Linked DNA regions of Homo sapiens: all the other regions are linked to region 2. Evidence: chromatin loops called from intact Hi-C (ENCODE). Cell type or tissue: IMR-90. All regions are shown on one strand. Region 1 overlaps ZGRF1 (zinc finger GRF-type containing 1). Region 2 overlaps LINC02945 (long intergenic non-protein coding RNA 2945). Region 3 has its middle 110 kb from the start of MIR302CHG. Region 4 overlaps ALPK1 (alpha kinase 1).

Evidence for each region. Hi-C counts contacts between places; a loop is a spot of excess contacts. Peaks named below come from ENCODE experiments on the same cell type or tissue, not always from the same donor. Only the 100,000 strongest peaks of a DNase experiment are listed, where the experiment ranks them.
Region 1: it touches region 2 in a loop (6-fold over the local background); 32 of 110 quality-filtered maps call a loop at or near these places.
Region 3: it touches region 2 in a loop (2.9-fold over the local background); 10 of 110 quality-filtered maps call a loop at or near these places.
Region 4: a loop joins it to region 2, with 7 times the contacts of the local background. A loop is called at or near these places in 24 of 110 quality-filtered maps.

The regions. Positions count from the first base shown.
Region 1 is chr4:112,600,178-112,608,177 of GRCh38, forward strand. ZGRF1 (zinc finger GRF-type containing 1) reads right to left here. Exons shown (of 28, transcript NM_018392.5): 9 at 5,831-5,914; 10 at 3,347-3,520. Among named protein-coding and RNA genes, the nearest start is that of ZGRF1, 33 kb to the right of the region's middle. In IMR-90, a CTCF peak has its summit at 4,618 (motif pointing left); a DNase peak (open chromatin) is centred at 4,584.
Region 2 is chr4:112,096,271-112,104,270 of GRCh38, forward strand. All of the region lies in intron 1 of LINC02945 (long intergenic non-protein coding RNA 2945), which reads right to left. Among named protein-coding and RNA genes, the nearest start is that of LINC02945, 12 kb to the right of the region's middle. In IMR-90, a CTCF peak has its summit at 3,591 (motif pointing right); a DNase peak (open chromatin) is centred at 3,601.
Region 3 is chr4:112,758,588-112,766,587 of GRCh38, forward strand. It overlaps a transcript of ANK2 not described here. Among named protein-coding and RNA genes, the nearest start is that of MIR302CHG, 110 kb to the left of the region's middle. RefSeq lists enhancers at 200-1,013, 1,014-1,827, 1,566-1,860. In IMR-90, CTCF peaks have their summits at 4,332 (motif pointing left) and 7,205 (motif pointing left); no DNase peak of the experiment used is centred here.
Region 4 is chr4:112,317,688-112,325,687 of GRCh38, forward strand. The region is part of intron 2 of ALPK1 (alpha kinase 1); the gene reads left to right. Among named protein-coding and RNA genes, the nearest start is that of ALPK1, 24 kb to the left of the region's middle. RefSeq lists an enhancer at 1,550-1,599. In IMR-90, a CTCF peak has its summit at 4,285 (motif pointing right); a DNase peak (open chromatin) is centred at 4,314.

The DNA.
Region 1 (8,000 bases), 500 kb after region 2:
CGCAACATGACACCTACCTAATTTTTAAATTTTTTTTGTAGGGACCGAGTCTCACTATGTTGCCCAGGCTGGTCTTGAATTCCTTGCCTTAAGTGATCCTCCTGCTTCAGGCTCCTGAAGTGCTGGGATTACAGGTGTGAGTGACCTTGTCATCCAGAGAAAGATTTCTTAAGATACAAAAGCGCTAATCGTAAAGGAAACAGCAAATAAATTACATTAAAAATGATAAACTAGGGCCAGGTGTGGTGGATCACTCCTGTAATCCCAGTACTTTGGGAGGCCGAAGCAAGCGGATCACGAGGTCAGGAGTTCGAGTCCTGCCTGGCCAACATGGTGAAACCCCGTCTCTACTAGAAATACAAAAATTAGCTGGCGTGGTGGTGGGCACCTGTAATCCCAGCTACTTGGGAGGCTGACGCAGGAGAATCACTTGAACCCAGGAGGCGGAGTGTTGGGAACAAGCTGAGTGTTGGGAGGGAAACTGAGGTAGGGCTTGCATGACTGACATAATGTCCTCTGGAATGTGTGTAGACTTGCTGGCTCCTTGCTTCTAGCCCTCCTAGGCTCCTATTCCCATTATCTCAAGTAGCAGAACACGTTCCTTATAAATGCTAAACTGTCACAGCTGTAGATCATGTGCCTGCCCTTTTGACCTCCACATTCTCACCACCTGTTTCTCTGTTGGATTACCAATAAACAGTGTGGGCTCCCAGAGATCGGGGCCTTCGCAGCCTCCATGATCGCGATGGCCACCTGGTCCCAGTTTTACTTCTCATACTGTCTTTTTCTCAATCCTTTGACTCTGCCAGACTTCATCACCCCTACAACCTGGTGTTGGGTCTGATCACCCCAACAGCAGAGGTTGCAGTGAGGCAAAATCACGCCACTGCACTCCAGCCTGGGCAACAGAGCAAGACTCCATCTCAAAAAAAAAAAAAAAATGATAAACTAGGCCAGGCGTGGTGGTTCACACCTATAATCCCAACACTTTGGGGGGCTGAGGCAGGAAGATCGTTTGAGCCCAGGAGTTCAAAACCAGCAGCAACCTGGTGAAACAACATCTCAAAAAAATTTTAAAAATTAGCTGGGCAGCCGGGAGTAGTGGCTCATGCCTGTAATCCCAGCACTTTGGGAGGCCGAGGCAGGCAGATCACTTGAGGCTAGGAGTTTGAGAACAACCTGGCCAACATAGCAAATTGTTAAGCTAGTTCTAAATGTATATGCAACCATACTAAAAATACAAGAAATTAGCCAGGCATGGTGGCGCATGTCTGTAATCCCAGCTACTCGGGAGGCTGAGGCAGGAGAATTGCTAGAACCCAGGAGGCAGAGGTTTCAGTGAGCTGAGATCACGCCACTGCACTCCAGACTGGGTGACAGAGCAAGACCTTGTCTAAAAAAAAAAAAAAAATTAGCTGGGCATAGTGGTGGGCACATGTAGTCCCAGCTACTCGAGAGTCTGAGGCAGGAGGATTGCTTGAGTCCAAGAAGTTGAGGCTGCAGTGAGCCATGTTCATGCACTGCACTCCAGCCTGGGTGACAGAGTTAAGACTCTGTCTCAAAAAACAACAAAAAAAGAAAAATTTTTGATTCATCAAAGATACCATTAAGAGTGAAAAGGTAAGTAAGGGTCAGGAAAGATATTTGCAAAGCATACAACTGACAATGAGTAGGTATCCAAATTATATAAAGAATTCCAGAAAATTTTTTAAAAGATAAGCACGTCAATTAAAAAATGAGGAAGAGGCCAGGCATGGTGGCTCACGCCTGTAATCCCAGCACTTTGGGAGGACGAGGCCGGCAGATCACCTGAGGTCAGGAGTTCGAGACCAGCCTGACCAACATGGAGAAACCCCATCTCTACTAAAAATACAAATTAGCTGGGCTCAGTGGCACATGCCTGTAATCCCAGCTACTTGGGAGGCTGAGGCAGGAGAATCGCTTGAACCCAGGAGGCAGAGGTTGCAGTGAGCCAAGATCACGCCATTGCACTCCAGTCTGGGCAACAAGAGCAAAACTCTGTCTCAAAAAAAAAAAGGAAGAAAGCTGAACAGGCACTACATCAAAGAGGATAAAGAGATGGCCAATAGGCATACAAAAAAGGTCCCAACCTCACTATCAGGCAGGAAAATGCAAATTAAAACTACAACTGAAGTACCAATATATACCCACCAGAATAGCTAAAACTGAAAACCAAAAACAGCATCAAGTGTTGGTAAAGATGTAGAGTGATGGGCACTCTCATACACTCCTAATGGAAATGTAAATTATAAAAACCACTTTGGAAATCAGTTTTGCATTATGTACTAAAAGTAAATATATCCTATCCAGTGACTCAATGATGCTACTCCTAGGTAATATAACCAACATAAGTATGTCACGCATGTGTGTATATGTACATGTTCATGATGGTACTTGAATGTTCACAGCAGCAGTATCTGTAATAGTCCCTTAACACAAATAACACAAACATCTGAAGAATGGATAAATTGGGATATATTTATGCAACAGAATACTACACCAGCAATTAAAATGAATAAATTATAGCCACAGGCAACAACATAAATGAATTTCAGAATTGCAATATTAAACAAAAGAGGGCAGACACAAAGAATACACTGTGTATGATTCTATTTATATAAAGTTTTAAAAGCAAAACTAATAGATGGTTATAAGTCAAGACAGTGGATATCTTAGGGAAAAGTGAAAAGGGTAGTGATTGAAAAGGGGCAGAAGGAGAGCTTCTGAGATGCTGAGAATGCTCTATTTGTTAAAGGTGGAGGTTATATGAGTATGCTTTGTGATGATTTACTTATTTCATATATGTATTATGCTTTTTTTTCTTTATTTCTTCTCATATGTATTATGCTTTGACAAAAAGGGAAATTTAAAAAAAAATCTCTTTGATGAACACTGTTTCAAATACATGCTTATCATTCTAACCTCATGACCTCTATTTTCATCCCCAGAAATCTGCCTTTGGTAGCAACTAGAGGTACTCAGTGTCATATTTAAAGAGAGAAGGGAAATATCAGAAGAAAAAAAATCTATTAGATGTTAAACAGGTGAGTATTTTCTTTGTGTAATGTACCTGTTTGCTTTTGTCATGAATTTATAGTCTTCTCTGAAGTGAAAAGTAATCTGTTAAACTCCCAATGTTAAAAAAGTAATACATCTTTCAAGTAAAATACTTTTGTTATTTAGTTTTGAGATATTATGCTTCTTGTCAATTTACTGTACTCCTTTTTAACTTATAACTGTATAAACAACTATACTATTTTCACAAAATGTAGTATTAACATAAAGAAAATGATTTGGCAAAATGCAACTATAAAAATATTTTTACCTGCAAGAAGTCAATCTGCATACACGTGCTAGGTAACTCTGGTGTCTCTGTCATAAAGTTTTCATACTCAGTGCTATCTGGAAACTGACTGCATCCTAGCTGTGAGCTGTGTCCTCTGACCATTACACCACTAGTAGCTGATCCTTTTACTTGATGTCCTTGAAACTCAACAGGCTACAGGTAAATTATTAAAAATAAGAACTGCATAACTATATGTTGACATATATATTCACAAAGTAAACACACAGAATACAATACATAATTCAGCTTTTTATTACAGGAACTATTGTAAATACCAGGAACTAATGCTGAAAACCGGGAAATTCTCCTATTATCCTAAAACATACGTTATGGGTAACAAATTCAAAGTGCATCGATTTAACTACATTTAAGTTCAACATTAAAAAGTATGATTTAGGCTGGGCATGGTGGCTCACATCTGTAATTCCTGCACTTTGGGAGGCCAAGGTGGGTGGATCACTTGAGGTCAGGAGTTCAAGATCAGCCTGACCAACATGGTGAAACCCCATCTCTACTAAAAATATAAAAAATTAGCCAGGCGTGGTGGTGCACGCCTGTAATCTCAGCTACTCGGGAGGCTGAGGCCGGAGAATTGCTTGAACCAAGGAGTTGGAGGTTGCAGTGAGCTGAGATCACGCCACTGCACTCCAGCCTGGGTGACATAGAGAGATTCCATCTCAAAAAAAAAAAAGTATGATTTATAGCCAATGAGGGGGAAACAAATGAATAAGTATAATTTTATTACAAGCATAAAGATGAGTATAATAATAATAGCTAATTAAACCAGAAATATTTAGTTGCTTCTCAATGCTTCCACTATATATTATACAACTATGCATTACATACAATACTATATATTATAGACTCACAACTTCATACTTCAATGAAGTTTTTCCTTATTTCTGTACTAATTGTACTGTAAGCCCCTTGTGAGCAGAGATGTTTTGCTTCATCTAGGTACCACACAGTACTTGGTATACAGGAAGCAATAAATAAACAGCCAGTAACAGAAAGGGAACAATGAGAAAGAATGCAAACAGCATTTCTCTTTACTTAGGGGTTTTGTAAAATATCAGGCTCAACTGCAGGATGGGTGGTGGACTCTCTGCCTCTCAGTAGAAAGATGTGATATCCTACTGCTCTGAGAGCAAAAGCCTAAGAGTGTGATTCCAATGTAGACATGTTCCTTAGACAGGCTCTTTCACTCAGTCTGTTTTCAGGCTTCAAATGGCTTTCTCTGCTGCCCCCTGGAGGGTTCTAGGATTTTTTACTCCATACAAAGTAAAGCTTACCCAAAATGTGGAAAAATAAGACTGTAACAGAGTCAAAGGAATGTAGGTAAAGGATTAATTCATTTTTAACTAACAAAATGACAGTAATATATAATTTGAATATACTCTTATTCAAAAATGAAGAACTGTAAATCACACATTTGAAAGAAAAATCTAATTTAAATGCCCCTTTAATAGGACTTTGGTGGAAAATATTCTTCTGAATTTAAAAATAAACATTGCAATAAAAATGAGTCTCAACTGTTAAAGATTCTGTATATTTCTGCTTCTGCTTTGTCTGATGGGTAATGTATACTCCCCACAAGGAAACAGGTACATTACCTCCCCCACTTTTTTTTTTTTGAGACAGAGTTTCGTTCTGTCACCCAGGCTGGAGTGCAGTGGCACAATGTTGGCTCGCTGCAACCTCCACCTCCCAGGTTCAAGTGATTCTCATGCCTCAGCCTCCAGAGTAGCTGGGACTACAGGTGTGTACCACCACACCCAGCTAGTTTTTGTATTTTTAGTAGAAACGGGGTTTTGCCATGTTGACCAGGCTGGTCTCGAACTCCTGGCCTCAAGTGATCCACCCGCCTTGGCCTCCCAAAGTACTGGGATTACAGGCATGAGTCACCATGCCTGGCCAAAATAGGTACCTTGCCTTCTATGCTGCCATGTAGATCTCTTCCAGAGGTGTGTTGGGTTTTAGGAGTAGAACTGCTATTTACAAAACCCATCCATTTTTATGCTGTTGTCTTTGTTAATTTTTGATATAGAATAGGTAGCACTACTTAGATGTTGGTTACGTATACTTCTATATACTCAGAAGTATAAGTGGCAGAATAGACTATAATAAGTTAAAGGGTATAAAGATACTCATTTTGTTCCCCACAGAGTATTCATTAATTTTACTCTACATGGCTTTGTGTCCAACCCCTAGAGTATCCTATGTACGGAAGGATAATGTAAACACTGTTATTATTAGCTCATTAGTAGTATAGAGAAAGTTTAAGACCAAAAAGGGGGGCAGGAGTCATTAAATAGTTTTTCTTGTTCTTAAAACCAGACTTATTTATTATGCTACTAACCTTCTGCCTGTGAAAACTCTGATACTTGTTTTTTTGTTTTTTTGTTTTAAACAGAAAAGAAAATGTAGTTGGTTAAATAAATCGATGTTCTTCACAAATTTTACCTTAGGGTCACAGGTTTTTCTCTCTATTTGTTTAGGAATAACAGCTTGAAAAGCAGTCTCTTCTTTACTTCCCGAGGAAGAGAACTAGGATAAAATATGAATAAGTTATCTAGTTAGCTAGAATAGTTTCACAGGTGATTCATGATTTTGATGGAAAAATAATTGCAAAACTTAAGTTTGCCCTGTGAAAACACACTTGCCATCTCTATCTTGCTTCTGTCTACACACACATACAAGCTAGCTCTCCCTGGCAAAGGGGTACTTTAGCAGGTAAGTCACTATGCTAATTAATTTGAAAACTTAGCACATTAGAAAATTCTGATTCTAAATTTTTAATTAAATCTTTGAACACTAGAAAAAAATGCCAGGTATAACTGGGTGCAGTGGCTTACGCCTGTAATCCCAGCACTTTGGGAGGACGAGGCAGGCAGATCACCTCAGGTCAGGAGTTCGAGACCAGCCTGACCACCATGGAGGAACCCCATCTCTACTAAAAATACAAAATTAGCCTGGCGTGGTGGCACATGCCTGTAATCCCAGCTACTCAGGAGGCTGAGGCAGAATTGCTTGAACCCTGGAGGCAGAGATTGTGGTGAGCTGAGATCACGCCATTGCACTCCAGCCTGGCCAACAAAGCAAAACTCCGTCTCAAAAAAAAAAAAAATAGAAAAAGAAAAAAATGCCAGGTACATAATAAATCACCTGTCAAACCTAATACTATGTTAATGCAGATCATCTATTTTAAAATTAGTAAGAAATGAAAGGAAGAAAAATTGAAAAAGTGTAATTGACTATTTGAAGAATGAATCATCTCCTAGCAATCACAAAACACGATACTGACAACAGCAACAAGTCATTTTTAGTTCATCAAGTAATATACAAAATAACCATAATTTTTCATATGACTTGGATAGACACAGAAAATGAATTCAACTACAAAAGTAATTGTTTAAATGTTTAACAAATATGAAGAAAAAACACTTCCCCAACAGACCAGAGATAAAGTAGTATATTTCTTCAAATAATGGTCACTTTCCTTTAATAACACTTATATATAAGCACAACTGCCAACCAAGTAGCTCTTAAAAATATTCAACCTATATTTTAGAATTAGAATTTTTTCTTTTTTTTTTAAGAGACAGGGTCTTGCTCTGTCACCCAGGCTGGAGTGCAGTGGCGCAATCGTTGTTCACTGAAGCCTTGACCTCTGGGATCAAGTAATCCTCCTGCTTCAACCTCTTGAGTAACTGGGACTACAAGCATGTGCCACCATGCCACCTAATTATTTTTATTTAAAAAAATTTTTTTTAGAGTTGGAGTCTCACTGTATTGCCCACACTGATCTCAAACTCCTGGCCTCAAATGATACCCCTGTCTTGGCTTCCCAAAGTGTTGGGATTACCCGTGTGAGCCACTGTGCCAAGCCAGAATTACAATTTTCTAATATACAGTTTTCAAAATTAATTCGCATACTACCTTCTCGCAAGAATAGCTCTTTTGCAATATGTAGTTAATTATACTTTTAAAAATGAGGCAGAAGTGGCATTAAGGGTATCTTCAAAGAACACACTGTTTTGAAAGTTCCTTCTACCACCAACATACATAAAGAGGTTGTTTCAGAGAGTTGTAGTAAGAAGAGCCATTATAGGCCAGGCACATGCCTATCTATAATCCCAGCACTTTGGGAGGTGGAGGTGGGAGGATTGCTTGAGGCCAGGAGTTCAAGACCAGCCTGAACAATGTAGTCAGACTCCATCTCTACAAAATAAAAAAATAAAAAATAATTATCCAGCCATCGTACTGTGCACCTGTGGTCCCAGCTACTTTGGAGGCTGAAGCAGGAGGATGGCTTGAGCACTGGAGGTCAAGGCTGCAGTGAGCTGTGACTGTGCCACTGCACTCTAGTCTGGGTGACAGAGTAAGAACCCGTCTGAAAAAAGAAAAAAAAAAGAGCCATTACAAAAATACAAATGTACTCCTATCTTAAAGCTAAAAACAGATTTAAATAATTTTTATTGCAATAGATTATTAAGACCTTTTCATTACTGTGAGATGACAGCATATTTTTATTGTCTTGTTAATAAGAGGGGGATCATACTATGTCATATTATGTGGTCCAGGCTGGACTCTATCTCAACTCAAACGATCCTCCTGCCTCAGCCTCCTGAGT
Region 2 (8,000 bases):
CTGATCCAGGAAAGAGACTACACAGTGATTATATTATTGTTTACCAAAGAACTATAAGAATATGTATAATCCCATTTATCTGTTTGAGTCTCCCAAGGTGAAAAATGATAATATTATTTTGAAAAACACCTGGATGCTGGGATAACTGGATAGCCATATGCAGAACAATGAAACTGTATACCTTTCATCATATATGAAAATTAACTGAAAATGGATTAAAGATTTAAATGTAAGACCTCAAACTGTAAGAATCCTAGAAGGAAACCTAGCAAACACTATTCTGGACATTGGCATTGGGAAAGAATTTTTGGCTAAGTCCTCAAAAGCAATTGTGACAAAAACAAAAATTGGCAAGTGGAGCCTAATTAAACTAAAGAGCTTCTGCACAGCATACATAAATAAATAAAATTAAATTAAACCTATCAACAGAGTAAACAGACAACCTACAGAATGGGACAAAATATTCACAAACTATGCATCTGACAAAGGTCTAGTATCCAGAATCTGTAAGGATCTTAAACAATTCAACAAGCAAAAAACAAACAATCCTATTAAAAAGTGGACAAACGACATGCACAGATACTTCTCAACAGAAGACATACAAGCTGCCAACAAACATATGAGAAAATGCTCAACATCACTGATCATCAGAGAAATGCAAATCAAAACCATAACAAGATATACCATCTCACACCACTCAAAATGCTATTATTAAAAAGTCAAAAAAACAGCAGATACTAGTGAGGCTGTGGAGTAAAGGGAATGGTTATTCACTGTTGGAAGGAATGTAAATTAGTTTAGCCACTGTGGAAAGCAGTTTAAAGATTTTTCAAAGAACTAAGAGTTGAACAACCATTCAACCCAGAAATCCCATTACTAGGTATATGCCCCAAAGAAAATAAATCATTCTACCAAAAAGACACTATGCACCCATATGTCATTGCAGCACTATTCACAATAGCAAAGACATAAAATCAAACAAGATGTCCATCAGCAGTTGATTAGATTAGGAAAATGTGGTACATATACACCATGGAATGCTATGCAGCCATAACAAGAATGAAATCATGTCCTTTGCAGCAATATGGATGCAGATGGAGGCCATTATCCTAAGCAAATTAATGCAGGAACAGAAACCAAATACTGCATGTTCTAACTTACAAGTGGGAGCTGAACACTGGGTACTCATGGACATAAAGATGGGAACAATAGGCATTGGGGACTACTAGAGGTGGGGAGGAAGGGAGGGAGGCAAGGGTTGAAAAATAAACTATTGGGTACTATGCTCACTTCTTCAGTGACAAATTCAATCATATCCCAAACCTTAGCATCACACAATATGACCATGTAACAAATTTGCACATATACCCTCTTTATCTAAAATAAAAGTTGAAATTATTTTTTTAAAAAACCTGGAGATTCCAGGTTAAAAAGACTGAGGAGCAATTAGATATGGGTCCTAATCTCAATAAGTGCATAAGAGGGAAATGAAGATGACAATATAACAATATAGATCATCCTCTTAAATTTAGGATTATAATAAATTCTAAGGCCAGGGAATGTTAAGGTTTTAGGAGAAGAACCATGGTTTAACACATAAATAAGATGCTGCTCTCAAGTATATTTTCTTTTACCTAGCATTGTTTTTAATTGGGAGGCCTGTTTAAAAGGAAAACCAATGGTTTAAAAACAAACAAAAGAAAAGTAAGCAGTGGTACCGCTAACGCTAACTTCAACACCAATAACTGAAGCCAACCCCTTGGCCTTGCTGCTGATAAAGATGTGAGTGCTCTGAGCTCCTGACATATGTCCTGTTGATTAATGCAGTTCATGGAAGAATTGTCACTTCAGCTGATGTCCTGAATTTCTACAGCTGATAGAACCATGGTTCTCAAATTTTAATGAGCAGAAGACTTACCTGCACTAATTTTACCAATTGCAGACTTCATCCCCAGAGAGTCTAATTCAATAGATCTGCAGTGAAAATCTTTCACTGATCACACACCCTAGATGATTGTGAAGCAGGAGATCCATAGACCATGTTTTAATGATCACTTACTCTCTAGGTTTTTTAGGACATAAACACCTGGATTCAGAGTGTGAATCTGACTCTGTGATGTGAGCTCCAATTGAGGTATAGTGGCACAGCTAAAAGAAAGATTAATTTTGCTTAATGAAAAGGGAGGCAAAAGAAGAATACAAGGAATCCCTAAAGAGAAGATGATATTTGACCTGTGATTTAAAAGATAAGAAGAAGGCCGGGCATGATGGCTCATGCCTATAATCCTAGCACTTTGGGAGGCCAAAGTGGGCAGATCACCTGAGGTCAGGAGTTCAAGACCAGTCTGGCCAACATGGTGAAACCCTGTTTCTACCAAAAATACAAAATTAGCCAGGCATGGTGGCGGGCGCCTGTAGTGCCAGCTACTCGGGAGGCTGAGGCACGAGAATTGCTTGAACCTGGGAGGCAGAAGTTGCAGTGAGCCGAGATCACAATGCCACACTCCAGCCTGGGTGACAAGAGCGAAACTCTATCTCAAAAAATTAAAATTAAAATTAAAAAAAAAAGATGAGAGGAAATTTTCCAACTAGGAAGGAGCAAAAAGAGAAAGAACAAGGAATAAGGAAAATGCCTACAGAAGAATGGCAGATCAGATGGCAAAATATGAAACCACAGCGATAGACTTGGGCCAGTTTACGCAGAGCTTTGTGTTCTGTGACACATAATTTATCTTGTGGCTGTTGGTTCCCAAATGAAACAGCTGTACCAGAAATCTTCTGAGGCATTTATTAAAATTCCCAGGGTCTCCAGTAGAGCTACTGAATCAAATCCCTTGAGGAGAGATCTGAGTATCTGGAGTTTTAAGAAGGGTTCCCAGCACTCTGATAAGCAGCCAGTATAACTACTGGTAGACCAAGGGCTAGTCTGAGCCCTCATCTAAGGGCTCTAAGCATCTAAGTGCTTCAGAGAATGCAGCATCCGAGAGTTGCTGTCAGGAATGATCCAGCAAGGGGAGGAAATCATAGTTGAGAGGTTCCATAGCCAGAAATAGGTCAGCGCCAGAAAATTTCCATAGAGAAAGGCATAGATGACAAAGATGTGAGTTAAGTGAGTGAGCTGGACTACAAAAGCAGAAGGTATGGACACAGAAGGCAGTTTCTGGAAATAAAGGCAAAGTACAACAGAGAGTTGTCCTATGTGAGATGAGACAAAGATGGACTTCTGATGTGTATGAGGTGCTGCCAGAGATGGCTTAACAGCAGCCATCCTTAATCCAGCTGATGCCTTTCAGCTGGAGTTGAAAAGGTATCCAGTTCAGTTAGCAGTTGAAAAGACAAAGCTAGGAAAACATCAGGAAAAAATATCAGAGTTGGAGTTTGAACATTATGGTTCAATAGAAACTACAGAAGTAGATGGCATTGCTGGAGAGGTAAAAACGGACTTTTAAGGGACAGAGTAGATTTTTTAAAAGGCATTGAATTGGCAAGAGGAGGAGGGAGTAATGTGAACTGTCTTTTGTAAATACATGGGATGTAGGATTGAACCGTTTCCATTATCTAAGCATGTAGAACCGTTCTTTAAACTACCAGTAGATGGTGCCATAGTTTTGGAAAATAATAAAGGTAAACAAAGCCAATAATGTTACATGTAAAAACCTTGTCTTATGTTAACTTAAAAAAAAATAGGATTTATAAATGTAGATTTAGAAAAGGAAAGACTTTGTTTCTTCTAAAGGCATTTAGAAAAATGCCTCCCGCAAGACCAGAGACAGGCACTTCACAGGAGGAGTGCTTGGAGTGGGAGCTTTATGCTGAACAGGTTGGCTAAACGTACATATTCAACAGGTATAGGAGGAGCTATGAATATTCATGAGGGTGGTCCTGACACATATTGGATGTTACATGCTTATTGAACAAACATGCATGTAACATGACCCATGTTTACTTTGGGGTGGAGACTTAACATTTAAATGTATTTACAATTAGGCCCTATAAATCAAAAGTTTCTTTCAGGGCAGGAAGGCATACAAGTGCACAATATCTGTAAACCGCCCAGAACCAGTCCATGGTCCATGATCTTCTGATCAGGAGAAAGTTATTGAAATCAGTCTCTTGTCCAATCAAAGCTATAGCTATGGCTGGTGGAACAGGGAGTGGGTGGAACAGGGAGTGGGGGTCAGAATCTGGTAGAGGTGCAAATTGTTTTAATATTGCTTATCTCGAAGCCAGTGCTTGTTTAGCTGACAGAGAAAAAGAAAAACCTAGTTTATTACTTAAGTGTAGGGGGTGCGTGAATTAATCCTTGCCTGGCATGGCCTTAGGTCCTGTTTGTATCATGGTGTAATATGGTATCTTACTGCCACGAAGAGTTTGTTCTGTCAGTCTTATGATCTCTATTTTAACATTAATGCTGATCAGTTGTTCTGTCTAAACCATAAAAGAGAAAGGGTTTAATGAGATGTGTCTGACCTCCCATTCCATCATGGCTGGGAACTCAGTTTTAAGGTTTTCCTGGAGTTCTCTTGGGCACAATGGGGGTTTGTTCAGTTGGTGGGGAAGGGGGGTAGGATTTTATTTTAAGTTTATATTAAAAATAAATAAATAAATAAAACTTATGATAAGGAATGACTAAAGCCAAATTAAGATAACATATCAATACCTGAAGGCTTATTTATTGTTCAAGACTCATATTCTCAGAACTTTATACTCCATTTTAGTTTTAATTTGTGACCAATAAATTGCATAATGTGGGGATGGTTCACATGATCATCAAAACCACAAACAACATAAAAACTTTGAAGAATATGGAATATGGCTGTCAGTTTTAAAATGTTCACTTGCTATAAAGAAGCTAGCCACTTTCATAGTGTTATGACTATCATGAGTTCCAAGCACTTTTGCCTTCAGAGCCCCTTCCTTCATTGAAAAGAATACACATACACACACACATGCACACACACAATTATATTTTGTGACTGCTTTGGTATACACCCCAGGCTGGATTAATTATTAAATATTATCATTATATCTTTCCTTCTGAATTAGAAATAAAATTCATATATTTTTGTGGGCCCCTAAAAATATTGTGAGCACTATACACTTTGTACAGTAATTAAGTCCATACAATGGATGTCTAGCTACCATAAAAATGAAACTTAAATAGAAAATTAAATAGAAAGTAAAAATAAATAGAAAGTAAAACTAGAGGGAGACAATGACTTTGAGGGCAAGTTGTCCATGGCAAAATTGAAATTCTTTGGAAGTTTTATGTGCTATCTTAAAATCATATCCAAATATTACAAAAGATGTATTTTAAATTGCTTATCAGGGAAAAAGAAGAAAAACAAAATTTCTTACCTGATTCATTGGTTAATGGATAAGGTAATATTGCAGAGTTGCCTTGTCCCTGAAAATTATTACCCAAAACTTACTGCTGAAAGCAGCAGAATTAAGTATGTCATGAGATATTGATCAAGTACAGTTCCAACAGGAAGAAGAACCGATTTATGGAAAAGAATATTTTTATTTTGAGAGTTCTAAGATTCTTTTTTGTAAAGAGGGGAAGGATGGAAGCAGAAGAGAGCTGCTATTATTTTTCTTAGTTTCTAATTTGGAAAAAGGAAGTGTATGACTGCAACATTTGAGAGTCTAAAATTTTAAGAAAGGGCCTACATAGTACAATAATAGCAATTTTAAATATAATCCAAAATCAAGAGTCAGAGAATTGGAGAGTAGGAGGGGCTGGTAATAGGGATTCCTGGAGAAGCAAAGAGAGAAATTCTAGGGCATTCTGAGAGATATAAAGTGAGATGAAGCAGCTTTGGGTGTCTGCAGGCCAGGAATCATGGTCAAGGATCAAAACTCAGGAATAGGGGCCACCCTCCTACTGGGTGATGACTTTGAACACCATCCTTGCTGTGGAAATTGTTTAAATTTAACCTATATCCTGTGATTTTTGCTCAACTTCAAGTATTGACGGAGAATGTTTTAGCTTTTAATTTGTCCTTAATCTTTTACATATTAAAATAGTACTTCATCTAAAGCTTTATGTTGTCAAACAAAAGAGTTCTTTATTCAAATTGTAATGGCAAAATTTGCCTTTTTAAAAACTCTGATTTTCTTTCAATGTTCATACTTTATAAAGATAAGGTGGGGGGATGTTCATTTACCTAGTTGATTTACACCATAATGTCTATTTTTGCCAAAGAGTTTGTTTCCCCTCTTTACCCCATGAGAGATGGAGAAGGAGTCGGGTAGGTTGGGGATAGGATGTTCAATGAGCACTTTGCACAGGGAAGACAAGCAATATAGAATTTTTATGGACCTCCAAACAATCCTGACCTTTGGCAGTTCCACTCTGACATGAATAAGTGTAAGGCAAGTCATATAGCATTTAACATTTGCCTTCCATTCTATCTATCAAGTTTGCACTACATCCACCATGAAGAGTGAATTCCCTGATGGGCAGCCATTAAGAGAGGCAGTAGAGAGTTTAGAATCAAATTGCCTGGGTTCAGATCTGGTCACTGCTACTTAATGGCTATATAATCTTAGGCAAGTGAGTTAGCTTCTCTAAGCCTCAGTGTCATTATCCATAAAATGGAGATAATGACAACATCTACATTATAAATAATAATGAGGATTAAATGAGATAATCCATAAATAAGCTCATAGCACTTGGCACAGAATAAAAGTTCTAAATTAGGTATTGGCCGTATTATTTGCTATTCCAAGAAACAGCACTCAGAACACGTCTGTTAAGGATGGCTGAGGCTCTGTGTGTCACTCAGAAAAGAGCTGGGGGCAGAGGAGCAACCCCAAGGCCTCTGCCAAAAGCAACTTGAAAGTTAAACTCGTGTTTTTGTCCAATGGCATTGAACAAGAAATAAAAGGTCAACCGCCATTTCCTCTGGAATCTGGCTTGTGATGTGACATCCGGGAATTGGCCCAATTCGTGGGTAGAGACAAACAAATCTTCCTCCCTACAAGCTTACATACCTACCTTTATTCTAACCTTCATCTCTACATAATCCCCATTCCTCAAAAGTTTATAAAATAATTGCCTTGTGCAAATTAGCATTGTTCAAGTGCAATCCTAAATAACACTGACGCATATTTCTATTTCTGCTATTGGTTTTTGTGACAATGATAAAGACATGCTATTTCCTGAAACAATAAGTGACCCTTTGATTTTAAAATTTGGCCTTTTTTTTTTTCCTTTTACAGACCACTTCTTATTTCATAGTGCATTACTATATTATTATTTACAAAACATTCTTTTGTAAATAATACAAAATTATTCTGGAGTGCAGCAGCGCGATCTCGGCTCACTGCAAGCTCCGCCTCCCGGGTTCATGCCATTCTCCTGCCTCAGCCTCCCAAGTAGCTGGGACTACAGGCGCCCGCCACCACGCTCGGCTAATTTTTTTTTTTTTTTTTTTTTTTGGTATTTTTAGTAGAGACAGGGTTTCACGTGTGAGCCAGGATGGTGTCGATCTCCTGACCTCATGATCCGCCCGCCTCGGCCTCCGAAAGTGCTGGGATTACAGGTGTGAGCCACCGTGCCCGGCCTACAAAACATTCTTAATCAATATTTGTTTGATTCAAAATCCTGTGAAGAATAAATTTAAGGCTCCCATAATTTCAGTCCTACATGTATTCCACTGTACATAATTTGTTTCAAACAAAATGGAAAAATCCCCATCCCCACAAGCTCGTCACTCTTTCTAAGTGAGAATGGGTCATTTCTTCTGTATCCTTAAACAGTTCAGAGACGAAAAATCAAGGAGCATAGGAAATGAAGCCTGTCGCACAATTAGGATCCAGTTCATACTCACTGGGACTACTTGGAGAATTTTCTGAAATCCCTTGTCTCAAGCTTCACTTCTATCCCTTCATTTCTGCTGCACACCACCTAAATTGAAGTTGCCTAGATATTCATTCTGTAAATTATTCATTCTCTCTCTCTCTCAGTATGAGTAGCCTGGCAATGCCAGACA
Region 3 (8,000 bases), 660 kb after region 2:
TATTTTTAGTAGAGACGGGGTTTCACTGTGTTGGCCAGCCTGGTCTTGAACTTCTGACCTCACGTGATCTGCCCACCTCAGCCTCCCAAGCTGTTGGGATTACAGGTGTGAGCCACTGCGCCTGGCACAAAATGCTTTCTAATCAATCTTCTCAAAACCCTTTGCCAAATACTGTAGTAACGACGCCACGGATTTGCCCCTTTCCATCAAACTCTGCTAATAGGAATACTGGCTAATTCTTTTTTTCCTTGCCCCAGTTAGTGAACTTGTGGATGTGTGCAGTGGCCACTTTGGGGATGAGGAACCTTGTGCCCATGATGGTGATTCTAGGGAGAATTTCGAATCACATAGCAACATAGTTATCTAGTGCAGAAACCTTTTAGGACCTTTATAGGTGACCTATCTTCCTATGGTCCTTTTTATACTTGAAATGCAAACCTAAATATATTTTACTCTCTGATTAAATGTTATTTCTCCCTAGTTTTTCTATTTTTGATTTTCATTTAAAAAATACTATGGATTAGGTCTACTATCAGAGCAGTCTTTACAAGATAGCTTTTTTTTAAGAGACAGGGTCTCGCTCTGTCACCCAGTTTAGAGTGCAGGGGCGTGATCATAGGTCACTGCAGCTTCAAACTCCTGGGCTCAAGTGATTCTTCTGCCTCAGCCTCCTGAGTAGCTGGGACTACAGGCACACACCACTGTGCCTGTAAATAAAAAAAAATTATTTTATTTTTTGTAGAGAGAAGGTGTCGCTTCATTGCTCAGGCTGGTCTCAAACTCCTGGCTTCAAGCGATCCTCCTGCCTCACCCTCTGAAAGCACTGGGATTACAAGCGTGAGCTACCACGCTGGGCCCAAATCTTTCTAATTACCACATTTGAATAGCTATTTTCTTTACCTTCCTAGGAAGTGTTTTCAGACTATAAGAATAAAGACAGAAGTTGCATGAAAATAAGCATCCTCTTTGCTCTGTTCCTTGGTGGTAAATTCCATCTCAATAGTGTTGAGAGGTAGGGGGGTGAGTAAATCAGCATGTGAAAAGCAAGCCATTTTCTCTTTTACCCTCCCATTTTCTGATTTTGATTTGCTTCAGTAGCATCATTCCAGCATTCTCCAGTCCTCTAGACTTGGACATATTTGATTAATAATGATTATTATGGCTGTATACATTGTAGAGGACTTTGTACTTTTCAAAGTGCTTCTACGTTCATATATATATATTTTTCTCTTTCCTTCATCATCTGCTATTAATTCATCACCAAGTTCCAACTGATTCCATAGCTGTAATGTCTTTTAAATTCAACCACTTAATTTCAGTAGCTGACACTGTAAAAATCACAGCATAGTAGGGCTGGAAGGATCCTTAGAAACCACTTAATATGAGCTTCTCATTTTATAGATGTAGAAACTGAGATCTAATGTGGTTGAGTAACTTTGGCAAGATTATAGTTACCCCCTACCCCAGGCTCCTTGACTACTACTTTCAAGGCCATAAATCAATGGTTGACTGTTTGGTTTCACCCCCACCCACCTGCCCACCCCAGTTACGTTCCATTCTGTATAGAGTTGGGAGAAAAATATTTTTCAAATTCCATATTCTTTTTTTTTTTTTTTTGAGACGGAGTCTCGCTCTGTTGTCCGGGCTGGAGTTCAGTGGCGCGATATCGGCTCACTGCAAGCTCCGCCTCTCGGGTTCCCGCCATTTTCCTGCCTCAGCCTCCAGAGTAGCTGGGACTACAGGCGCCTGCTACCACGCCCGGCTAATTTTTTTGTATTTTTAGTAAAGACAGGGTTTCACCGTGTTAGCGAGGATGGTCTCGATCTCCTGACCTTGTGATCCGCCCGCCTTGGCCTCCCAAAGTGTTGGAATTACAGGCGTGAGCCCCCGTGCCCAGCCTCAAATTCCATATTCTTTTTTTTTTCTTCATTGTATTCTTTTTTTTTCTATTTTTTAATTTTATTATTATTATACTTTAAGTTTTAGGGTACATGTGCACAACGTGCAGGTTTGTTACATATGTATACATGTGCCATGTTGGTGTGCTGCACCCATTAACTCGTCATTTAGCATTAGGTATATCTCCTAATGCTATCCCTCGCCCCAAATTCCATATTCTTAAAGGTGGGCTCTTTCCTGGAGACTTAATGGGATTTCTTATTTTTCGATATATTAAATCAAAAGTCCGTTAAGTGGTTTTATTATGTATTTCTTCTTCTTCTTTTTTTTTTTTTTTTGAGATGGAGTCTTGCTCTGTCACCCAGGCTGGAGTCCAGTGGTGCGATCTCGGCTCACTGCAACCTCCACCTCCCAGGTTCAAGCAATTCTCCTGCTTCAGCCTCCCGAGTAGCTGGAATTACAGGTGTACGCCACCATGCCCAGCTAATTTTTGTATTTTATTAGTAGAGACAGGGTTTCACCATGTTGACCAGGCTGGTCTTGAACTCCTGCCCACATGATCCGCCCGCCTCGGCCTCCCAAAGTGCTGAGATTACAGGCATGAACCACCGCACCCGGCCATGCGTTCCTTCTTTATAAAGTAAACACGTGCATTTTTATAGTAAATGAATTACATTTGAATGTATGTTGTTTTTATAATGTCCTGAAATTTTGGGCATACATATTTTACTTACCCAGTATGCTTGAAATATCTTGAATTAGAAACTGTGCCATTTATTTCTTTTGTAAGCCTTTCTATGGTGTCTTAAACAGTGTTCTGAGTTGGTGCTCAATAAATAAAAATAAAGTTCTCGCCTGGCACCGTGGCTCATGCCTGTAATCCCAGCACTTTGGGAGGCCGAGGCGGGTGGATCACGAGGTTAGGAGATCGAGACCATCCTGGCTAACACGGTGAAACCCCGTCTCTACTAAAAATACAAAAAATTAGCTTGATGTGGTGGCACGCGCCTGCAGTCCCAGCTGTTCAGGAAGCTGAGGCAGGAGAGTCGCTTGAACCAGGGAGGCGGAGGTTGCAGTGAGCCCAGATCACGCCACTGCACTCCAGCCTGGGCAACACAGTGAGACTCCGTCTCAAAAATAAATAAATAAATAAAAATAAAATAAAAATAAAGTTCTCTTCGAAGTTAAGTGCAAAGACAGTGCTTGGAAATATTTCTTTCAATAATAAATGCCTACAAAATGCTTGTCATCTTCCTCTACTATACTTCTTCACTTACCATACTCATACTGTTGCATGAAAAATACCATATTTTTTCATGCAATTGCCTTTTTTCCTCATGTCACTCTATTCTCCTATAAACTCCTTGAAAGAAGGAACTGAGCCTCCGGTAGGTTCTGAATAACATAGTACGTTCTTAAGAAATATTGATTTCATCTAACTGCATTGGCTACACCAAGTGTTGTAGGAATACAGAGAAGCACAGAGGAAGGAATAATTAACTTTTCTGCAGGTGATGTCGTGCTAGAGAAAGCCATACCAACATCTGAGTTGAGTCTTGAATTTGCTGGGCATGGGGAACAGACATTTCAGGTAAATTACCAAGGTGCAGAGAGTTCCAACATTTTAGATGTGACTTTGTCTAAGATGCCCCAGTCAATCGGTGGTTTGCCATATTGAAAGCTCAGAACTCAAAGGGCTATTTATTTGAATTTCAATTGATTACTCAAGTTAAAACAAATGTTTTCTTAATATTGGATTAAATAAATCATTGGAACATAAATAAATTCAAGGAAACATGTTAGATAAAGGAAAAATTAGTAAGTTCAAATGTCTACTCTTAATAAAGCAAGGTAATTTGGTGAATCAGTAACCTCTATTTTAAAATTGCAACAAAGCTTTATAATATGATCCTATTGATTTTTTTACTTTTTCAAGAGTTTGAAACATTTAGTGACAATGTTTAAAAATCAGTTTAAAATATTAATCAAAAAAAGTAAAGGCATGTGAATGCTTTTCTAATTTTGTTGTTGTTGTTGTTATTTTAGACAGAGTCTCACTGTCACGTAGGCTGGAGTGCAGTGGTGCGATTTCGGCTCACTGCAACCTCTGCCTCCCGGGTTCAAGCGATTCTCGTGCTTCAGCTTCCAGAATAGCTGGGACTACAGGCCTGCGCCACCATGCCCGGCTAATTTTTGTATTTTTGGTAGAGAGTGGGTTTCACCACGTTGGCCAGGCTGGTCTGGAACTCCTGACCTCAGGTGATCCACCCGCCTTGGCCTCCCAAAGTGCTGGGATTATGGGCGTGAGCCACTGCGCCCGGCTTCGAAATATTTTTGACACTATAACTTGCACTGTATTTTGTTTTTAATACTTAAATGTGGTTCGTGAAAACTATTTTTATGTTTATGCTTCTGAGCTTCTGGTGCCCTCTAGTGGCAATAATTTACTGTTAAAACCTTACGTTTTGAAAATGATATAGTTTAATTCTAAATTCAACGTTTCACTGGGAGAAAATTAAATTGTAAATGATGGGAAGAAAGTGCTAATTTGGATCAGTGTAAAGTAATAACTCCTAGAAGCATTGTTGGAACATGTGATGAATAATCATTTAAGAAATAAGAGTGGGGGCTGGGCGCGGTGGGCTCACCACAGCCTTGACGCCCCCAGGCTCAGGTGATTCACTCACCCCAGCCTCCTGAGTAGCTGGGACTACAGGCATTAGCCACCACACCTGGCTAATTTTTTTTTTTTTTTGTATTTGAGACGGAGTCTCGCTCTGTCGCCCAGGCTGGAGTGCAGTGGGCGATCTCCGCTCACTGCAAGCTCCGTCTCCCGGGTTTACGCCATTCTCCTGCCTCAGCCTCCAGAGTAGCTGGGACTACAGGTGCCCGCCACCACGGCCGGATAATTTTTTTGTATTTCTTTTAGTAGATACGGGGTTTCACCGTGTTAGCCAGGATGGTCTCGATCTCCTGACCTCGTGATCTGCCTGCCTCGGCCTCCCAAAGTGCTGGGATTATAAGCGTGAGCCACAGCGCCTGGCCTTTTTTTTTTCTTTTCCCCTAGTCGGAGTCTCGCTCTGTTGCCCAGGCTGGAGTGCAGTGGGGCGATCTCGGCTCACTGCAAGCTCCACCTCCCGGGTTCAGCCATTCTCCTGCCTCAACCTCTGTAGTAGCTGGGACTACAGGCGCCCGCCACGGGGCCCGACTAATTTTTTTGTATTTTTAGTAGAGACGGGGTTTCACTGTGGTCTTGATCTCCTGACCTCGTGATCCGCCCGCCTCGGCCTCCCAAAGTGCTGGGATTACAGGCGTGAGCTACCGTGCCCGACCATATGTAGCATTTTCATTGGCTTATTTGGGGAATGGTACCTCCTGGTTGTCCTATATCTCTCCTTGGATCTCTCACTCACATCTCTCTCACACTTAAAGTTTAACATAATTCCCACATATGTTCTTTCTGGCTTTTTGTTTTGAGAGGGAGTCTGGCTCTGTCGTCCAGGCTGGAGTGCAGTGGTGCCATCTTGGCTCACTGCAACCTCCGCCTCCCTGGTTCAAGCAATTCTCTGCCTCAGCCTCCTTAGTAGCTGGGATTGCAGGGGCCCGCCACCATGCCAGGCTAATTTTTTTGTATTTTTAGTAGAGACGGGGTTTCACCATCTTGGCCAGGCTGGTCTTGAACTCCTGACCTTGTGATCCGCCTGCATCGGCCTCCTAAAGTGTTGAGATTATAGGCATGAGCCACTGCGCCCGGCCCCCTCTGGCTTTCATGATTATTTTTCCTTCCACCATTTTTTCGTCCCATTGATCTCTTTTCTATTCGCTAATCTATCTTTCTGTTCTGATGCTCTCTGTATTTTTTTTTTGAGAAGAAGTTTCGTTCTTGTTGTCCAGGCTGGAACGCAATGGCCCGATCTCGGCTCATTGCAACCTCTGCCTCCTGGGTTCAAATGATTCTCCTGCCTCAGCCTCCCAAGTAGCTGGGATTATAGGTGCCCGCCACCAAGCCTGGCTAATTTTTGTATATTTAGTAGAGATGGGGTTTCACCATGTTGACCAGGCTGGTCTTGAACTTCTGACCTCAGGTGATCTACCCACCTCGGCCTCGGCCTCCCAAAGTGCTGGGATTACAGGTGTGAGCCACCGTACCTGGTCCAATTTCTTTGTATTATTTATTGCCTTTCCTTTGTATTTTGTAACTGGTCTCCTTGAAAAGTTATCTTTTTTTTTTTTTTTTTGAGACGGAGTTTCATTCTTTTTGCCCAGGCTGGAGTGCAATGGTACGATCTCAGCTCACCACAACCTCCACCTCCGGGGTTCAAGCGATTCTCCTGCCTCAGCCTCCCGAGTAGCTGGGATTACAGGCATGTGCCACCACCCTGGCTAATTTTGTATTTTTAGTAGAGACGGAGTTTCTCCATGTTGGTCAGGCTGGTCTTGAACTCCTGACCTCAGGTGATCCACCCACCTTGGCCTCCCAAAGTGCTGGGATTACAGGCGTGAGCCACCGTGCCCGGCAATGCTAGGTATTCTTTTAAGCACTTTATAAATATTAACTCAATCTTCTCAACAATGTATGAAGTAATTGTTATCTCTACTGATGAAATTGAGGTACTGAGATATTAAGCAGCTTGACATAATTGTTCATGCTGAATATACCTCTCAAAAAACATGAACATTTTTCTATGTAACTACATCAAAGAAAAGTGACAATTTCTTAATATCATCTAAGATCTAGTCTGTGTTTAAACATCCGCAATTGTCCCTAGAATGTCTTTACAGCTAAATTGTTCAAATCAGGATATAAGTAAAGTCCACACATTGCTTTTGGTTGTTTGCTTAGGCCTCTTTAATCTGAACAGTTCTCTTCCTCATCCCTTTTTTTATGACCTTTCCTTGACCTTGCCTTGTTGAGAGGGAGAACCAATTGCCTGCAGAACGTCCCCTTTTGAATTTGTAGGATCAAAGCTCTATTTCACTGTTAGCTTGTTTTAGCTCACTTCTGGCTATAGGTGGCCTCAAGCATTCTGTTTGTTTGTCCTTAATCATGTGATATTTTATAAGATTTCTTTCTACTCACTTAGCTCTTCTAAGTTCATTAAAACCCTTGCTTGCCTTTTACCTTATAATACTACATACCACTGTGTTCTGGAACAACTCCCCCCTCCCCCGCTTTTTTTTTTTTTTCCGTTCAGGACTTCTGACATGTCTTTTAGATAGTATATGTCTGAGAGCTCTAAAATTCCTAACTCTGTGTTGTCAGGGTCTGTCTTTCCCCCAACTTCACTGTTCTACATCAGCATAGTACTGCCACCTAGAGGAACTTCTGAAAATTTGTGACATTTTTCGTTTGTCACAGTGACAGTGACTGGGGGCTGTACTGGCATATATTGACCAGAGGCCACACTTGGAATCATCCTCAACAACTAAGAATTATCTTACCTAAAATGCTAATAGTGCCTAGGTTGGGAACACTATGTAGTCGATCCTAGTTAACTTACTCTCAGCATGACTGACACAATGTGATACACCAGCACGTAGTAGATGCTTAATAAATATTTGTTGCAGCTGGGCACAGTGGTTCATGCCTGTAATTCCAGCACTTTGGGAGGCTGAGGTGGGCAGATCCGAGGTCAGGAGTTCGAGACCAGCCTGGCCAATATGGTGAAACCCCATCTCTATTAAAAATACAAAAATTAGCCGGGCGTGGTGGTGCACGCCTGTAGTCCCAGCTACTTGGGAGGCTGAGGCTTGAACCTGGGAGGCGGAGGTTGCAGTGAGCCGAGATCGCACCACTGCACTCCAGCCTGGCCACAGAGCAAGACTCTGTCTCAAAAAAAAAAAAAATTTGTTGCATAAATGAATGCATTTTGAAATTTGACTTTTGTAAAGCAGACTATTTTGCCAGAAAAAAAAATTCACAAAAGTTAACTATTTTGTTAGAAATCCTTTAATTACAAGTGAGAAAAATTCAGCTTATACTGGATTATGTAATTGAAAAGTCCAGGGGTATCTGCCTTCAGAAATTGCTGGATCCTGAGGGTCAAGTGGTATTATCTATACTTAATCTCCTTTAATTTTTTGACTTTCTACTCTGGGTA
Region 4 (8,000 bases), 220 kb after region 2:
CTATTCCAAGTCCCTTGAGATTCTATATAAATTTTAGGATGGATTTTTCTACTTTTGGAAGAAAATGTCAGTGGTTTTCGATGATTTTTTGCAGAGTTGCTATTACACTGTATGAACAATTTTATATTTTGCTTTGTCTTACTTAAAATTATTACATATATATACCATTACAAAATAAATGTTACTTATTATCCAAGCACTTCACAAACATACTTTACAGTGACTACATAAAGGAAATGTACAAATGGAAGTATAATTGAAAGGTCTGAAAATATGCCTCAAACCACAAGACGTGTGTGTACTTTAGATACTATCGTCATAAAAATGAGAAGAATTTGATTCAAGACATTTCAGGGTATTAGGATGTGATATTTATACTAAGTGAGTAGAAAGGAATTAATAAACAATTGTATTAGTTTAAAAGACCTTTTTAAAGTATATACTTACACTACTTTTGACTAACTACAACTCTGGGAATCATTTATTTACTCAACAAACATTTATTGATTCTCTATAGTTTCTGAAGTTCTGGGAACCTAGGTATGAATTAAATAGGGTCTTCACCCTCGGGGGAAGGAAATAAATGCTGAAATTTAATGAAATTTTCATGTGTCATGAACCTTTACTTGCTTATTAAATCTTTGCATCAGTCCTATGAGGAAGTGGTGTTAACTCCATTTAAAGATGAAGAAACGAGTGTTCATTTCAGAAAAGCTGAGCTACTTATTGAAGGTGACACAGATAGTGAGTGTCAAGGCTAAGTGATTAGCCCAGGGTCATTTGCCTCTGAAGCTCATATCCTTTTCACTTCTCCAGGTTGCTTCTGTCACTTATGACCTAACATGGAAGACTGGAGTATATGCAACTACCATGACAGCAATTAATTCTGCCATATTAGAGTCAAGAAAGTCTTTAGAGAAGTACCTTTATAACCTAAGACTTGAAAACTGATGAGTTTATTAGATAAAAATGGGGAGAGGAACATTCATTCATTCATTTATGTGTCCATTCACACAGCTTCTACAGTGTGCTAGTCACAGCATGAGAAGCTGAAATGAAAAAAATGAGTGAGACACTGTGGTCACCCACAGAAGTCACAGTCTACTGGGAGACAGTTAAGAAACTGAATTATGACAGAGCATGATGTTAGACTCTGCCATACTGTTGAAAACAGAGTCCTGGGGACACCATTCCAGAGTACTAAGGGCAAGTTCACAGTGGTAGAAGCGACACTAATGGCAGGTAGTGCTGAGCGTGGCAACTTGGACCCTCCATGCCAAGTTCAGGAGTTTGTGTTTCATCCTATAGGCAACAATGAGCCAGGAGTTTCTAAGTAGGAAAGTAACACCGTCAGTTCTGCTTTCTAAGAACCTATCTGGGCAGCACATGAAGCATAAAGAATGGGAACTGGGAAAGAGACAAGTGGCAGGAAGACCAGCCTGGAGGCTAGTGGTCCAAACTAAACAGGGAGAAACCCTGAAGCAGGCAGCAAGAAGAGAGACTGAGAAGCAAAGACCATACTTATGAGGTGAGGTTGGCAGCTTTGTTGCCTATAGGGTGTGTGCTGAGAGTAAGGAAGAATACAAGAGAACATGACCAAAGACTTTGGGGTCATGTACATGTTCAGAACCAGCATTGTTTGCAAGTTATGGACCCATGGAGCATTTAATAGATAAGGCTCTTTTGCATTAACAGTATTTCTATTTAGTCATTCTAAAATGACTATGTGTCTATTTTTATACCAACACCATGCTGTTTTGGTGACTATGGCCTTATAGTCAGAAAGTGTGATGCCTACGGATTTGTTCTTTTTGCTTAGTCTTGCTTTGGCTATGCTGGCTCTTTTCTGGTTCCATATGAATTTTAGAATTATTTTTTCTAATTCTGTGAAAAATGATGGTGGTACCTTGATGGCAATTGCATTGAATTTGTAGATTGCTTTTGGCAGTATGGTTATTTTCACAATATTGATTCTATCCACCCATGAGCATGGGATGTGTTTCCATTTGTTTGTGTCATCTATCATTTCTTTCAGCAGTATTTTGTAGTTTTCCTTGTAGAGGTTTTTCACCTCCTTGGTTAAGCATATTCCTAAGTAATTTATTTTTTTGCAGCTATTTTAAAAGGGGTTGAGTTCTTGATTTGAATCTCAGCTTGGTCACTGTTGATGTATAGCAGAGCTACTGATTTTGTGTACATTAATTTTGTATCCTGAAACTTTACTTAATTCATTTACCAGTTCTAGGAGCTTTTTGGATGAGTCCTTAGGGTTTTCTAGGTATACAATCATGTCATCAGCAAACAGTCACAGTTTGACTTCCTCATTACCAATTTGGATGCCCTTTATTTCTTTCTCTTATCTGATTGCTCTGGCTAGGACTTCCAGTGCTATGTTGAATAGAAGTTGTGAAAGTGGACATCCTTGTCTTGTTCCAGATCTCAGGGGGAATGCTTTCAACTTTTCCCCATTTGGTATGATGTTGACTATAGGTTTGTCACAAATGGCTTTTATTACCTTATGGTATGCCCCTTCTATGCCAATTTTGTTGAGGGTTTTAATTATAAAGAGATGCTGGATTTTGTCAAATGCTTTTTCTGCATCTATTGACATGATCATGTGATTTTTATTTTTAATTCTGTTTATGTGGTGTATCACATTTATTGCCTTGCAGATATTAAACTATCCCTGCATCCCTGGTATGAAACCCACTTTATCATGGTCGATTATCTTTTTTATATGCTGTTGAATTCTGTTAGCTAGTATTTTGTTCTGGATTTTTGCATCTATGTTCATAAGGAATATTGCCCTGTAGTTTTCTTTTTTTGTTATGTCCTTTCCTGGTTTTGATGTTAGGATGATATTGACTTTATAGAATGATTTAGGGAGGATTCTTTCTTTATCTTTTGGAATAGTTTCAATAGGATTGGTACCATTCTTCTTTAAATGTCTGATATAATTCAACTGTGAATTCATCTGGTCCTGAACTTTTTTTGTTGGTGGCTTTTTAGTTACCATTTCAATCTCACTCCTTGTTATTGGTCTGTTCAGAGTTTCTATTTCTTCCTGGTTTAATCTAGGAGGGTTGCATACTTCCAGAGAGTTATTAATCTCCTCTAGGTCTTCTAGTTCATGTGTGTAAAGGTTTTCAGTAGCCTTGAATGATCTTTTGTATTTCTGTGATATTGGTTGTAATATCACCCATTTCTTTCTTTTTTTTTTTTTTTTTGAGACGGAGTCTTGCTCTGTGGCCCAGGCTGTTGTGCAGTGGCGCGAGCTTGGATCACTGCAAGCTCCGCCTCCCAGGTTCACGCCATTCTTCTGCCTCAGCCTCCCCAGTAGCTGGGACTACAGGCGCCTGCCACCACGCCCGGCTAATTTTTTTGTATTTTCAGTAGAAATGGGGTTTCACCGTGTTAGCCAGGATGGTCTCGATCTCCCGACCTCATGATCCTCCCGCCTAGGACTCCCAAAGTGCTAGGATTACAGGCGTGAGCCACCGAGCCCAGCCAATATCACCCGTTTCTTTTCTAATTGAGCTTACTTGAATCTTTTCTTTTCTTGGTTAATCTCACTAATGGTCTAACAATTTTATTTAACTTTTCAAAGAGCCAGCTTTTCATTTCATTTATCTTTTGTCTTTTTTGTTTCAATTTCATTTAGTTCTGCTCTGATCTTTGTTATGTCTTTTCTTCTGCTGGGTTTGGGTTTGGTTTGTTCTTGTTTCTCTAGCTCCTTGAAGTATGACCTTAGATTGTCTATTTGTGTTCTTTCACACGTTTTCATGTAGGTATTTAATGCTATGAACTTTCCTCTTATCACTGCCTTTGCTGTATCCCAGAGGTTTTGTAGGTTGTGTCACTGTTATCATTCTGTTCAAAGAATTTTTAAATTTCCACCTTGATTTTATTGTTGACCCAACAATCATTCAGGAGCAGGTTATTTAATTTCCATGTATTTGCATACAACTATAATTTTAATCATTGATATATTGAAACATCATAGATTTTGGGACAGTGGATTAGTGAGTTTTTTCATAAGACAAAATTCAAAAAGATTAATGGATCTTTACTGAAATGAAATTCAAATACGAGTATTTGTCAGTTGCATAATATGCACTGCTATTTTAATGTTCCACAAAATTTTCCATTTTTACAGGCCATTACTGAGTCTTATAATTTATTTAGACCTGTTCTGTTGTGTAGAGTGTCACATTTGTTTTCATTAGTAAGTATAAACACACTAGTTAAAAGTGAAATTGCTTATACCTGTACTGATAAGTGCCACCAGTAGAGGGCGGCAGTGAGGCACTAGAAAGAAGAACCAACTTTACTGTCAGAAATTGCAGAAAACCGTCAAGATGGGGGTTGATGTGAATGACGGCAAACATTTGTTGGTGTTGGCATCCTCATTAACACCCAGACTGGCTTATTTTATGGGCCAGAAGCTTTGACATAAACATTGTCACAGAATTTTCAGATAATCTGATAATGTACTTATAAAGCAAATTTTGTGGAAATTTCTGGTAAGACTGATGAGAATCAACATTAAGAGATATTCTAAAAATTTTACATTATTTCAAAGAGACAAGAGTATGAATTAAAATTAAGCATGCTGTTCTTGTCACTTCAAGAGTGTAGGCAGAGAATTTAATACTTTAGAGATGACAAAAGGCATCTTACCTTCTTTGAACACTACAGATATCCCTGAAATAAAAAGAAATATTTCCAACTTATCAACAGTAAGCAATGCACAGGATTAATCAACAAGATAGGTTACCCAGATTTAGCTTGCATCTGCTTTTATAAACATTTAACAACAACAAATATTTTTTGAGCACCTACTATGTGCTAGGAGTTATTCAAGGTACTGAGGTTATAGAAGGGAACAAAACAAACTCATTTCCTGCCTTCTTGGAGTTTAAATTATAGTGAGGAAGACAGATATTAAACAAAGCTGCATAATTAATTCATTAGTTACAATGGAGAAAAACAAAAAATAGGAAACAATCTACCACAGGGCCCCAGATCAATGAGTTTGGCCTCAAATCAAAAAGGGGAAATTAAGTGAAATTGAAATAGGACTCAAGAACGAATTAAGTTCTTAATACCCATTTATGTCATTTATTTCCCTTAAAAATAAATAAAATAGATAAGGTAAAATTAACAGATTCATGGAAATAACATTACTAAAGAGTATTTGAGTAGCTGCTATACAGCAATAAAGTACTTTGCCAATGTAAAGTGTTGTTAAAATGCCCCATGCCTGCCTGAGCACCTAAACTTGATTAAAGTCTGTGTCAGTCATCAGCCCAGCCACAGCCACCCCTGAGAACCTGGACTTCCTGCTGACCGCAGTCACTTTCTACAAGGTCCCTCTGTGTCTTTGCTCTTGCTGTGCCCCACATCTCACCACATCTGTCTGATGTGCATCTCTTCACACTGCCATCCACCCCTGCTCCTCAGAGCCTACCCCTTTCACTTCCACTGTCTGGAGTCCTACCCATCTTTCAATGTCCTAGTCGGTCTTCTAAGCAAAGCGTATCTTAACTAAACCTCCTTTCCCTGTATAAAAAATCATTATTTTTTTCCTCAAAGTGGTAAATTAAACTACAAATCACAATCATTCTTTGCCCATTCTTTGCTTGGAATTTTGCTATATCTGAGCAGATTCAGTCTTTTATTTCAGACCTATTTGCCTGTCATCTCTAGTAAACCCTGAGCCCTAAAATTCCAGAACTATGTCTAATTCATCCTTATATCACCTTACAGATCCTGGCACATAGCAGGTATCCAGAAAATTTTGGTTAATTTGCATTATTGGTGCCACAAATCTTAATCTTTAACAATTTGATTTTTTTGAAAAGCATGGAATTGGTAATACACAGGCTATACGTTTTGGACAACATAGAACACACAAAAAATAAATGTATGTCAAATAAAGTTGCCATTTTTGCCTTTATCCTATTTCAGTTAAGATGAATATTTAGGAAATTACATAAAATTTTACTCTGTGAGAGGCTCATCTAGGAGTGAGGCAATTCTTGGAAAATATTAAGTTTGTCAGAGTCTGTAATTTGCTTCTACGCTCCTTATAAGCTAATGAGCTAGCCTGTTATTTCATGGATTTTGGCAGACGGCATGAAACTCCTGAGACAGAGACAAAAGGTTTTAGTACCCATAGTACATCAAGCAGCATGAACATCATGCTGACATCTGCTCCTCATGTCCTCCAAGTCCCACTGGAGTAGTAGTGAGTGGGCCAGTGGATGCTGTGCATGCAGTCAGTGGGTTTGTCTCTATTGCAGCCAAGGAACACTGGGCTTAGGGAGCCCACTGCTTTTATAAAAAGCCTGCTCTTGGCCAGGCGTGGTGGCTCATGCCTGTAATCCCAGCACTTTGGGAGGCCAAGGCGGGCGGATCACGAGGTCAGGAGATCGAGACCATCCTGGCTAATACAGTGAAACCCCGTCTCTACTAAAAATACAAAAAATTAGCAGGGCATGGTGGCAGGCGCCTGTAGTCCCAGCTACTGGGGAGGCTGAGGCAGGAGAATGGCTTGAACCTGGGAGGCGGAGCTTGCAGTGAGCCGAGATCATGCCACTGCACTCCAGCCTGGGTGACAGAGCAAGACTCCATCTCAGAAAAAAAAAAAAGAAAAAAAAAAGCCTGCTCTTTGTCCCAGTGAGAGACATGACCTCATTCCTCAAAGATGCTGCAAATTCTAATAAATTCCCAGGTAAGGAGAGGTTGGCCTGGCTTTTTTTGTTTGTTTGTTTGTTTGTTTTGTTTTGTTTTGTTTTTGTTTTTTCAGACAGGGTCTAACTCTATTGTCCTGGATGGAGTGCAGTGGCACAATCATAATTCACTGCGACCTCAAACTCTTGGACACAAGAAATCCTCCCTCTCAGCATCCTGAGTAGCTAAGACTATAGGTATGTGCCACCACTACAGGCTAATATTTTTATTTTTATTTTATCTAAGGTTCTCGCTATGTGCCCAGGCTGGCTTCAAACTCGTGGCTTCAAATGATCATCCTGCCTCAGCCTCCCAAAATGTTGGAATTACAGGTGTTAGCTACTGCACCAGGCCTGATCTCTCATTCTTGACATACACTGCAAGAACTTGCAGAGATGCCCAGAGCTTGTGGTAGATTGTCTGTCCCAAAAATATTCTGTGAAAGTAAGAATTGTAGTTACCCTGGAACATCAGAGGGGTTCAATAAATATTTGTTGAAGCAAATTGATTAATTAATGAGAAGAAGGAGAGTCACTGAGGAACCAAAAAAAAGGGGGGGGGGGGCAAATAGAGTGAATCCCTTGAGGGAATAGTTTCAAATTTCAGACCTGATAAGGAGGAAAAATCAGAAGAATAACAAAAGCTAAGACATTGTAGGCTACTTGGCTTTATAATAAAATATCTAAGCACATTACTTCATGGAAAATGAATCTAGGACTCACTATACAAAGTAATCACTGATGAAGTTCAAATAATCTAAGGTAATGCACCTATCTCCCTAAATCAGCACTGCAGTAATCACAGCTCTTTATATATGCAGGCTTTTGGCACGTACCAAATTTCTTTGAAAACTTTAGACACTATTCCCATTTACCAGCCATGATTTTTTTCCCCAAAATTGTAAATTGAACTACAAATCAAAGATCATATGAATAAATATGGTCAGACTTAAACAGTTCCTTAGAAATGTATAGTTAAGCAAATGAAATATCGTATCCTCTCAAGATTCCCTTGCAGGGCAGGAATTAAGCTGAAATATTTTGTGATGGTATTAGAAGTGAGGGACTTGAGGTATATTTAGGTCATTCACATTCAAAGTCCAGACTGGTGAGTAGAGTTCACATTCACATTGATAATTGTAAATACTCCTTCTCCGGACCACTGTGGCCCTCGTGTCCATAAAACTTACGGGGCAATCGTACGGCGTTTTGTTATCACACATCTCAACTTTTAGCCTCCCTGCCCCACTTTGTCCTGGATGCCTT